Linked DNA regions of Homo sapiens: region 2 is linked to region 1. Evidence: read pairs that join two places in POLR2A ChIA-PET (ENCODE). Cell type or tissue: Panc1. All regions are shown on one strand.

What was found. ChIA-PET counts read pairs that join two places held together with the same protein. Peaks named below come from ENCODE experiments on the same cell type or tissue, not always from the same donor. Only the 100,000 strongest peaks of a DNase experiment are listed, where the experiment ranks them.
Region 2: POLR2A ChIA-PET joins it to region 1 with 5 read pairs; 3 of 35 experiments call an interaction of 5 or more read pairs at or near these places.

Annotation. Positions count from the first base shown.
Region 1 is chr3:188,258,692-188,263,691 of GRCh38, forward strand. All of the region lies in intron 2 of LPP (LIM domain containing preferred translocation partner in lipoma), which reads left to right. Among named protein-coding and RNA genes, the nearest start is that of FLJ42393, 83 kb to the left of the region's middle. In Panc1, no CTCF peak of the experiment used is centred here; a DNase peak (open chromatin) is centred at 4,550; H3K4me3 peaks cover 1,300 bases; H3K27ac peaks cover 4,592 bases.
Region 2 is chr3:188,392,574-188,397,573 of GRCh38, forward strand. All of the region lies in intron 3 of LPP (LIM domain containing preferred translocation partner in lipoma), which reads left to right. Among named protein-coding and RNA genes, the nearest start is that of LPP-AS1, 170 kb to the right of the region's middle. In Panc1, no CTCF peak of the experiment used is centred here; no DNase peak of the experiment used is centred here.

The DNA of each region.
Region 1 (5,000 bases):
GTAAGTACTGAAGGGATTCTAAGATTCGTCTAGAGAAGACGATCACCGCATTAGGGGGCAGAAAGTCCACTTTTCATTATTTTGTTGGTACAGTATACTTTTTTTCTGACTCTATGAACCCTCAATCTTATGATGTTACCATTCCATTGAAGGGTGGGATTTATTCACTGAGAACATTTATATTTTTTTGAGATGTCTTAGGCTGTGGAGAGGGTGTTACAGGGATGGACACAGATGCTGAATTTAGTGGCCCCAGAGAAGAGGAATTAACCACTTTGGATTGGATTATTGGGAGCAACCAAAAGTCAGTGCTGTGGCTTTTGCTGTCTTCCCTTGTAATCTCTTCCCCTCACCAGATTTTCAACACAGAAGGGGTGTATTTTCTAGTTATGGGGTATTCACAATCACATCTAATAATTTTACTCCAGAACATACTATGGCTTGTTTATACTAGCTTGAATATTTGTAGTCTCTTTGATTTTTGTTTGCTAATTTAATTTACTATTGCATATAAAAGAATGGCTTCCATGGAGATAATCACCGTGGCTCCCAGAGTGCATCCAGAGACATTTGCCTTGCTTCTGTGGAAATACACCCAAATTCCCCAGCATGACATTGAGTGTTCACCCCACACCTGACACCAGTCTCTCTTGCTCTAATTAAGGCCACTCTTTACCATTCTTGGGCACCAGCCAGATGAACTATACCCTGGTGTGGGATCTGCCCGATCCTGCTGAGACATTAACTCTGTCCTGAAGCTGTTTGTCCTTCCAGCAGCTAGAAATAATCTTTCCTTTCCTAGAACTTCCACACTGCATTGAGCAGGAACACTTGTAGAACTTCTCACATTGTACCTCAAGGTATTCTTATTTATGCATGTATATAATTTCTCCCCTTCTACTACTGTAAGCTTCTGCAGGGTGGGGCAGCCTCTTCTTAATTTTGATATCTACTGCTGTGCCAAGAATATTGTAGGCATTTCCTAAATTATTTTTCCCCCAGTGTATGTGTTACTTTGTTCAATTCAGCAGTTGTCCAAAGCTAATCTCTTGAGCTATTGGTAGCTTTGGTGAACATTTGGAGAGGACTACTGTGATGGCGTAAAATCCGGTGACCTAGTTACAGAATATCCCCTGCAGGCTCACTGGTAAGGAAGGCTCATGTTTAAACTCAGTGAAAGGAGAGCCTGGCTTATTTATGGTGGTGGTTGTTTACATGTCTTTAAATGACCTTCTTTTTTTTTTAATATAAAGGCAATATATTCTCATAGAAAATTCAGAAACTGTAAACAGGGTTAAAGAAGAAAATAAAAATCAACACTATCACTTTCACCTATTTATTATTCTTATTTTATTTATTTATTTATTTATTTTTAAGGCAGAGTCTCTTTCTGTCACCCAGGCAGTGGCACGATCTCGGCTGACTGCAACCCCTGCCTCCCAGGTTCAAGCGATTCTCCTGCCTTAGCCTCCCAAGTAGCTAGGATTACAGGCATGCACCACCACCAAGTCCGGCTAATTTTTGTATTTTTGGTAGAGACAGGGTTTCACCATGTTGGCCAGACTGGTCTTGAACTCTTGACCTCAAGTGATCCGCCTGCCTTGGCCTCACAAAGTGCTGGGATTAGAGGCGTGAGCCACTGTGCCTGGCCACTTCCACCTATTATTAATGAAACCTGTCCTATTTAACAAAAACGATAATGTGGGGTGTCTTGTGCTTGGAGCTTGGAGAAAGGAATTTGCCTCTGTTTTTTTAATGACTTATGGCAAGGCCAGTATGACCAGTAAGTGGGCTGTTTATTATTATTATTATTATTAATCACCATTGTCACTGATAGAAATTGTCACTATTGTCACTGATAGAAACCAAGATAGAAATTGTCACTATTGCTATAGCCCCAAGAAGGACCTCATGGCTGCATAACGATTGAGCACCTTATATTTACACAATGCTTGGTTGTTGTTTTTTAAGGCAACTGTGACTCAACAACAGCTGTTTGAGAACAGCTCCATCCCAGATGAAATCAGAGGAACCGAAGTTTAAAAAGAAAGTGTTTCTGGGCTGGGCGCGGTGGTTCACGCCTGTAATCCCAGCACTTTGGGAGGCTGAGGCGGGCAGATGGTTTGAGGTCAGGAGTTTGAGAGCAGCCTGACCAACTTGGTGAAACCCTGTCTCTACTAAAAATACAAAAAAATTAGCAGGGCGTGGTGGTGCATGCCTGTAGTCCCAGCTACTCAGGAGGCTGAGTCAGGAGAATCCCGTAGTCCCAGCTACTCAGGAGGCTGTCAGGAGAATCCCTTGAACCCGGGAGGCGGAGGTTGCAGTGAGCTGAGATAGTGTCACTGCACTCCAGCCTGGGCCACAGAGCGAGACTCCATGTTAAAAAAAGAAATGTTTCTGAGCACTAAAGACAATTTGAACAAGGCAGAAAAGTACAAATAGGAAAACAATAATCTTACTAGATTGTTTGTTTTTGAGACAGCATCTCCCTTTGTCATCCAGGCTGGAATGCAGCAGCACGATTATGGCTCACTGTAGCTGCGAACTTCTGGGCTCAATCAACCCTCCCACCTCAGCCTTCTAAGTAGCTGGGACTATTCTGTAGTGATAATCCTTGTTAAAGTTTTGGAAAATACCTTTTTTAGAGTCTCTCTTTCTCTCTACACAGACACACACACACACATACACACATGCAACTTTTATGTGAATGACGGCATTTACAATTTACGTAAATTACTGCAGGTGCTATCATTTATTTTTTTCACTCAGCAATATGCCTTGAAAAAATTTTAAGTCAATCAACATACAGATATTTGTCATCTTTTAAATAGCTATAGATTTTCGCTCAGACTCAAAGTCTAATTTTTAAAGAAGTGACTGTTATATTTAAATCATATATAGCTTCATGATGAAAAAAGGAAAAACAATTCTTGGGACCGGACATGGTGGCTCATGCCTGTAATTCCAGCAGTTTGGGAGACCAAGGTAGGAGAATTGCTTGAGGTCAAAGGTTTGAGACCAGCCTGGGCAACACAGTGAGACCCTGTCTCTCCAAAAAAAAAAAAAATATATATTAGCTAGATGTGGTGGCACATATCTGTAGTCCTACCCACTCAGGAGGCTGAGGAGGTGGGAGGATCGCTTGAACCCAGGAGTTTAAGGCTGCAGTGAGCTAGAACGGTGCCATTGCACTTCAGCTTGGGTCACAGAGTGCAACTCTGTCTATAAAACAAAGACAAAAGCACCACAGTTCGTTAGATATAACTGAATATTATCTTCATTTCCTACTGTAGTGGTTCTTAGAAAGGTTGTTTCTTAAGTTAGAAACTGTTGCCTAAGTATTTAGGATGTGGCAGGCACTGTGCTACATGCTGGGGTTGACGAATGCATGGGATTCGGCTCTCTCCCAGGCTGGTGGGAAGAGGACACATCTAGAAGCCAGGGTATATACCCCGAAGGGGTTTGAGGCAGTGCAGAGTTGATGATGATGGTCTCCAGCCTGCCTTTCCTTTACAAAAATGAGGAGACTGCATCTCACATTGCCAACGAGCTGCTTGACTCTACCGATATTCCCTACCAAGCACGATTATGGGTAGTCTTAAAATTCTTAATAATAAAATAGATATTGAAAATAGTGTTTTTTTTTTTAACAGTGAAAGTAATATGTACTCATGTATAGGTTTTCAATATACAGGAAACTATAAAATGAAAAGGATTGTACCTGTAATCCCACCCCTTACAGCTAACTACTGTGACATTTTATTTGTAGAAGTCCATTTTGCTATCAGACCTCAAGTTTTAAAATCTTAACTCACCCTCTGTAACCTAGTTCTCAGCTCTATTTTATGTAACGTTTTTAAAGGATTCAAGATTTAAAATAAACTTATCTCACCCCAAATGCACTTGTATATTTTTGACACCCCCTCATCTCTCTCTCTCTCTTGTCTCTCTCTCTTCTCTGTCTCTCACTCTATCTCAGTTCTCTTTCTCCTCTTCTTTCTCTCTCTCCTCTCTCCTCTCTCTGTCTTTCTCTCTCTGTCTCACACACACACACGGGGAAAAAAAATCACTCGAGTTAAGAATCAGTCTCTCATTTTACAGATAGGAAAACTGAAATCTAGAACTTGTCTGAAATCATGTTAAAAAAAAAAAAGTGGTAATCTGTGCTCGAACCCAGGTCTCCTGAATTTTCGTTCAGTGCTTTTTCCATTCTACAGTGATGCCTCCTTACTAGGTCATAGAAACAGTGGCAGAGGGAGAAAAGGAAAAATACGTCAGCTCCAAAGAGTGCAGTTTTTTTTTTTCTGTGTCCTTTAGCTGAGCTATTTTTGTGACTATTCAGTACATGTACAATGCTGCCTCTTGGAGTGTTCCGGCTAGACTAAGAGGCCATTCACTGCTGACTGCAGCCATGCCATCCCTCCATGGAATCCTCGGCCCGGAAATCAGATGGGAACAAACTATTCCAATATACAAATCAAATTTCAGAGTCTGAGTGTACACAGAAAAATTACTGGATATCCTGTTGGACTATGTACATAACAATGACACAGTGATTTATGAGGGTATGATGGGGCAGAGGGTAGCGGGTGATGTTGGAGTTGATTCATCACTTAAGCGCTAATCCATTCACCAGCTCCAGTCAGACTTCAACACAAATGCCAAATTATTCATCTTCCCTAAATCCAACCCTATTATTTTCTCTCTCAAAACCTTCAGTTGCTTCCTTTTGCATATGGAAGAGAGCGTGGACTCCTCCATCTGGCATTTAAGGCTTTCTATGATCTGTCCTCCCAGACATTGATAGGCTGTGGAGATACAGTAAGGTAGTTGTTATGAGCCACACCTTGCAGCCAGGCTGCTCCAGCACCAAGCAACACTTTCCCCGGGAGGTTGCTGCACCTCCCTGCTCCTCACTTTCCTCATTTGTGGAATAGGAATAGGGTCATTGTGAGAATTAAATAAGTTAATATTTGTAAAGGGTTTAACAGTGACTAGCT
Region 2 (5,000 bases), 130 kb after region 1:
TGTTTTCCCTACATTTCATGCAATCACAGTACAACTCACAGGTCAGTTATTCTTGAATTTTAACCAAAAATTTCTAAATTGTCTTGACAATAAACAGGCAAAATAGGTAAAAGAAATTTCCAAAACAAGCAGAATGAGCAACTGGGACCATCCTGGCCAGATACTGAGGTGCATTTATAAGGCAACCTTGATTGAAAAAGGAGGTGGTCCTGGAATAGATGGGAGGCCACTGCAGTAACAAAACCCACCCAGACACAAGGCAACTGCACGTGGAATTAATAGGCCATAAAAGAACCACCTTGAAACATTCCGAAATGTTGAGCCTTCACTGAATTCTTCTGACTTTTCCCTCAACTCTGTGTAACCCCAATTTAGAAATGTGAAATAGTTGTTAGTAATCCCTTCCACCTTTACATTGTACCCTAGTGAGTGCATTTGGATGTATTTTAGACACATTTTTTTTTTTCCTGCTCCAAATTAAGAATCAGGCAACATATTGTCCTTCTAGTACTTGTAACCAAGTATATATTATAAAATCACTGATAATCTCGTATGTGTGGGGTCAGGTGTTAAAGATATAATTGAAGTAAACACTCTTGATTTATTTTTATTTTTATTTTAAGAAAAAGTGACATTTTTGCTTCAGGAGAAAGAGGCTGAGTGAATAGGTTAGTTGATAATAGTTTCTGCTAGGTTTCTGCTATATCTTGCTTTTCTCCCGAAGATTCATTTTAGTACCTTCTTTCCTTCTTAAGAGCACATGCTCCTAAAGCAGGGAAGCCCCCAAAGCCTCCTCTACTTCCCGTTGCTAATTGCTGTGGCCTCTTATCCACGCCAGTAATGAACCAAAAGTATGGGAGGGCTTTAGCCATATGGAACTTCTGGGAGAGGACTTGACTGTATTCAGGATTCACTTGGACTAAACGACCAAAACCTCATTAACACAGTGTTTTCAGTAGGTGATTATATGAGTTATCGTCAAAACTGGGACACTTTTGCAAAGGGGCACTGTTAATAATTACACCAGAACAGCAGGTATAAATTGGAGATGTATGGTCATCCTAATTATACAGAGCCTTCAAGAACAGTGTTTGAAATGTGAATTAAAACGATTCGAAACCAGAGCTTAAGTCTTAGTATTTTCATGGGTTTAAGTTTACCTTCTCTTTTATATAACAATCACTTGCTGAGATCTGATGATGGGATATACTGTGTATTAGGTCCTAGGAATATATAGATAAAGTAGATACCAATTTTGTTTTTTTCTTCACTCACAGTATTGTAATATTTTAGACCAGTGGGTTTCCAGTCTGGCTTATAGCATACTGGAGATACTAGGGCAATAATGCATTTTATGCTTCCCCCAAATTAAAGTATGTTTTGCCAAAGTGTGATGATTTAAATGCCCCTGTAATGGTTTTATTAATTTTTCTATTTATACTTGGGGTTTTGTTTATGATTTGGCATGAAGAAACCATTTATTTTGCTAAGGAAAAGTTTGAAAGCTACTGGTTTGAGACTTAAAAATTTATCTTTAATATTTGGTTATAAAGTCGTAAGGCTACTTTTTAAAGAGGGGAAGAACTAGACTGATTAAAGCTGAAACACATAAAGATGTAAACTGAGTGGGAAACAAATAAATTACCTGAAATATATAAAGGTCTGCTATGTATTAGAGGTTTTGTGATTCTAGAGGGCACAGGTAGGACCAATAGGTGGTACTTATGGGAATACAGGCTTCAGCTGCAGAAAACTTTCTAGCAGTCATAACTTTTCTGCCATGGAAGGGGCTGTCTTGTAAGGTAATGAGTTCCTTGTCATTGGACATGTACAAATGAACTCACAGATGGTGGGTAAGCTTCATCTTGAGCTCCACATTAGATAAAATGTCTTCATTAACAATTTCACACTTCAAGGATGTTAAACTTCTGTATTGGTGAATGTTGGGTCCTTTGCTACTTCTTTAAAAATATCTAAAGTGTGTGTGTGTGTGTGTGTGTGTGTGTGTGTATGTATTTGTGTTTTATTTCCCCAGAACATTAGCTGAGTATATTTTTCATGTATTTTATTTTATATTTTTACACAGTGGTCAATAATTGATAAAAATACAGAAGCTACTACAACAGTTCTCTCATCAAGGGAAACTTAAAAGGGATAATGTCCATAGATGTGATTCTGAAACTGATTTGAAACAGCCTGGTTCATTTTTACTGTGTTGCCATTGGTTAATGCTTAACCAGATTTTGTCTCTGTTTCAAAATCTTGAAATAAAAGTGGAACAACTTCCAACATGACTTAAGAAAAAGGTCCCCAGTTGAAAATGCTTCCAATCGTTTTGCTATTAAATGTGAAATTGCAAAACTAGCCTCTCTTACAAAAACTAGTGAGAAGCTTGCCTGTTTTTCATACCATTTCAAATACTGAGAAATAATTTCTCTAGGCTCTTGGAATTAGAGTTAAATAAAAATTATATTTCAGAGTATATAATGCATGAAGTTGGATTTCTTTGTTTTCTAAAACTGTATCTCATGGTCCTTGAAGGTTGATAATTTATATCTCTGGTACCACTTTATTTTTCTATTATTTGTGGATTAAAAATTTTAAATTTAGCAATATACTTATATTTTGCTTTAGAATAAAGTTGATTTTTAAAAACTTATTTAGAGACAGGGTCTCATTCTATTGCCCAGGCTGGAGTGCAGTGGCATGATCGTGGCTCACTGTAACCTTGAACCCCTGGTCTCAAGTGATCCTTCCACCTCAGCCTCCCGAGTAGCTGGGATTAGAGAGGCGAGCCACCATTCCCAGCTAATGTTTTTTAGAAATTATTATTATTTTTTTTTTCCAGAGACACATCTTGTTGTGTTGCGCAGGCTGATCTCGAACTCCAGGCCTCAAGCAATCCAGGGTCTCCTCCCAAAGTGCTAGGATTATATGTGTGAGCCACTGCTCCCAGCTGAGCTTTTTCTTAATAGATATTTAAGATGATATGTAATTAGAGAATCGGAGATTAAACTGGAAACTTTAATTTACAATAACAATAAAATATTAATTCAATAATAGTAATTTAAATTACAGGCCAGGTGTGATGACTTTAATCTCAGCAGTTTGGGAGGCCAGGGTGAGAGCACCGCTTGAGCCCAGGAGTTCGAGACTAGTGAGACCCTGTCTTTACAAAAAAAATTAAAAAATTTGCCAGACATTGTGGCACACCTATAGTCCCGACTACTTTGGAGAGGCTGAGGTGGGAGAAATACTTGAGTCTAGGAGTTGCAGGCTTCAGTGAGCCATGATGGTACCACTGCACTACAGCTTGGGCAACAGAGTGAGACCTTGTCTCTAAATAATAATAATGATAATAATAATAATAAAAATAAACAAATAAATAAATTATAATGTCCAAACTCAATTCAAAAGCTCTAAGCTAATTTATAGTAGTTCTGATGTAGGATACAAACAACACAGTTGACAGTTTTGTGAACAATATGATGTTCAAAAGGCTGAAGTATAATCTCTAACTCCCCATCTTGTTGCTATGATTACTCTTAGCAGATTATGTGGCCTGAATCAACATTGGTTCACAGTCACAAGCAGTGTTATCAGATGTAAATATGTCTTAACGTTCATCAATAGTAGACTCATATTCATTGAAGGAAAAATTAAGAATTTCTACTTTTTCAAGTTATAACTAAAATTGCTTTTAAAATCTTCCTTATTTTATTGAGATATCAAAATAAATATTCAAAAACAGAAAAATACAAACAGAATCATTAAAAAATTAAGATAATTAGAACATCCTAAAGTGGTAGCAAAATCTCATGGCCTGACTAATGGTCATGACACACTTGTAAATGGATATCTAAAATGGAGTGTTTACATGTTTTAATACAAGTTTGAACAAGCTGTCAGGGAAACACAGCTAAGTGAGCTGCAGTTAACTTGCAGACTTACACAGTTATTGGTAGGTTTAGAAATAGAAGATGCTAGATAACCGTTAAAGAGATTGCTAGGTCTCATTAGAGATCATATTGGTGATTTTTCCTATCGTCACTTTTTCCTGGGTGAGGGGCAAAATCTTTATGAATTAGGCACTTAGCGTCTCACCTTTACAAATCCAGATTTCCACCTTTAGAAGCAGATTTACTGAACTCAAAGAGGTGCAGGCTATTGTTGCCTGTTTTCTCTTGGCCTTGAACAGAAAAGCAGTCTATAAGAATCAAGGACTTAGAAGAAACCTGCTAAGGAGCCCGTTTTTTTGCCAGCACTGCACACTCCACAGACTAGCCATAACATTGTGGATCATAAGAAGTTGTGGGAGGAGATTTTGAAGGTCATCATTAGTTGCTTATTATTTTAAATCTGCAGAAACTGAGGTCCAGAGAGAATTCACATTTTCTTGGTTACTTTGCCACGTGGAACAATTGTTATCAAATGTGACCTGGAATGCAAGGTTGGGGCCATTTATCTTCTGTGCTAATTTTCAGTGCCATGGTTGCGAACTTTCTTGGCAGAGAAATTGTTTACTTCTGTGCCCTATTCCATTGCCTTTTACCTACCCCATCTAGTTATAATCTAGCAATAGAGTTATAAGCTTGTGTAATCAAACTTTCCCACTGCAGATGCTCTTTGGAGACAGAATATTTGGGTTTAAACCCAGCCTCTGATATGTTCTAGCTGCTCTATTACATTGGATAAGTTTCTTTAGCTTCTCTAAATCTCGGTATTTGAATACTCAAATTAGAAGACGTAAATTATTTCCTAAGATTTCTCCTAGCTGGGGTTCTCTATGACCTTTTAGCTCTTAAGTAGTCTGTCCTGGCTATTGTCAACCATGTCTTTTTTTCCTTGACTGATAGAAACTGTGGCAAACTAAAGGCCACTTAGTCAGTATTTGTTCCGTCCTTAACCTTCTCTCCTGAGAGTCCTGATCTTTCAGTGCTGTTGTTTCCCTGTCAGGGTTGATTGTTTCCTTTTCGAGTGCCGTTCTGAATCTGAAGTGA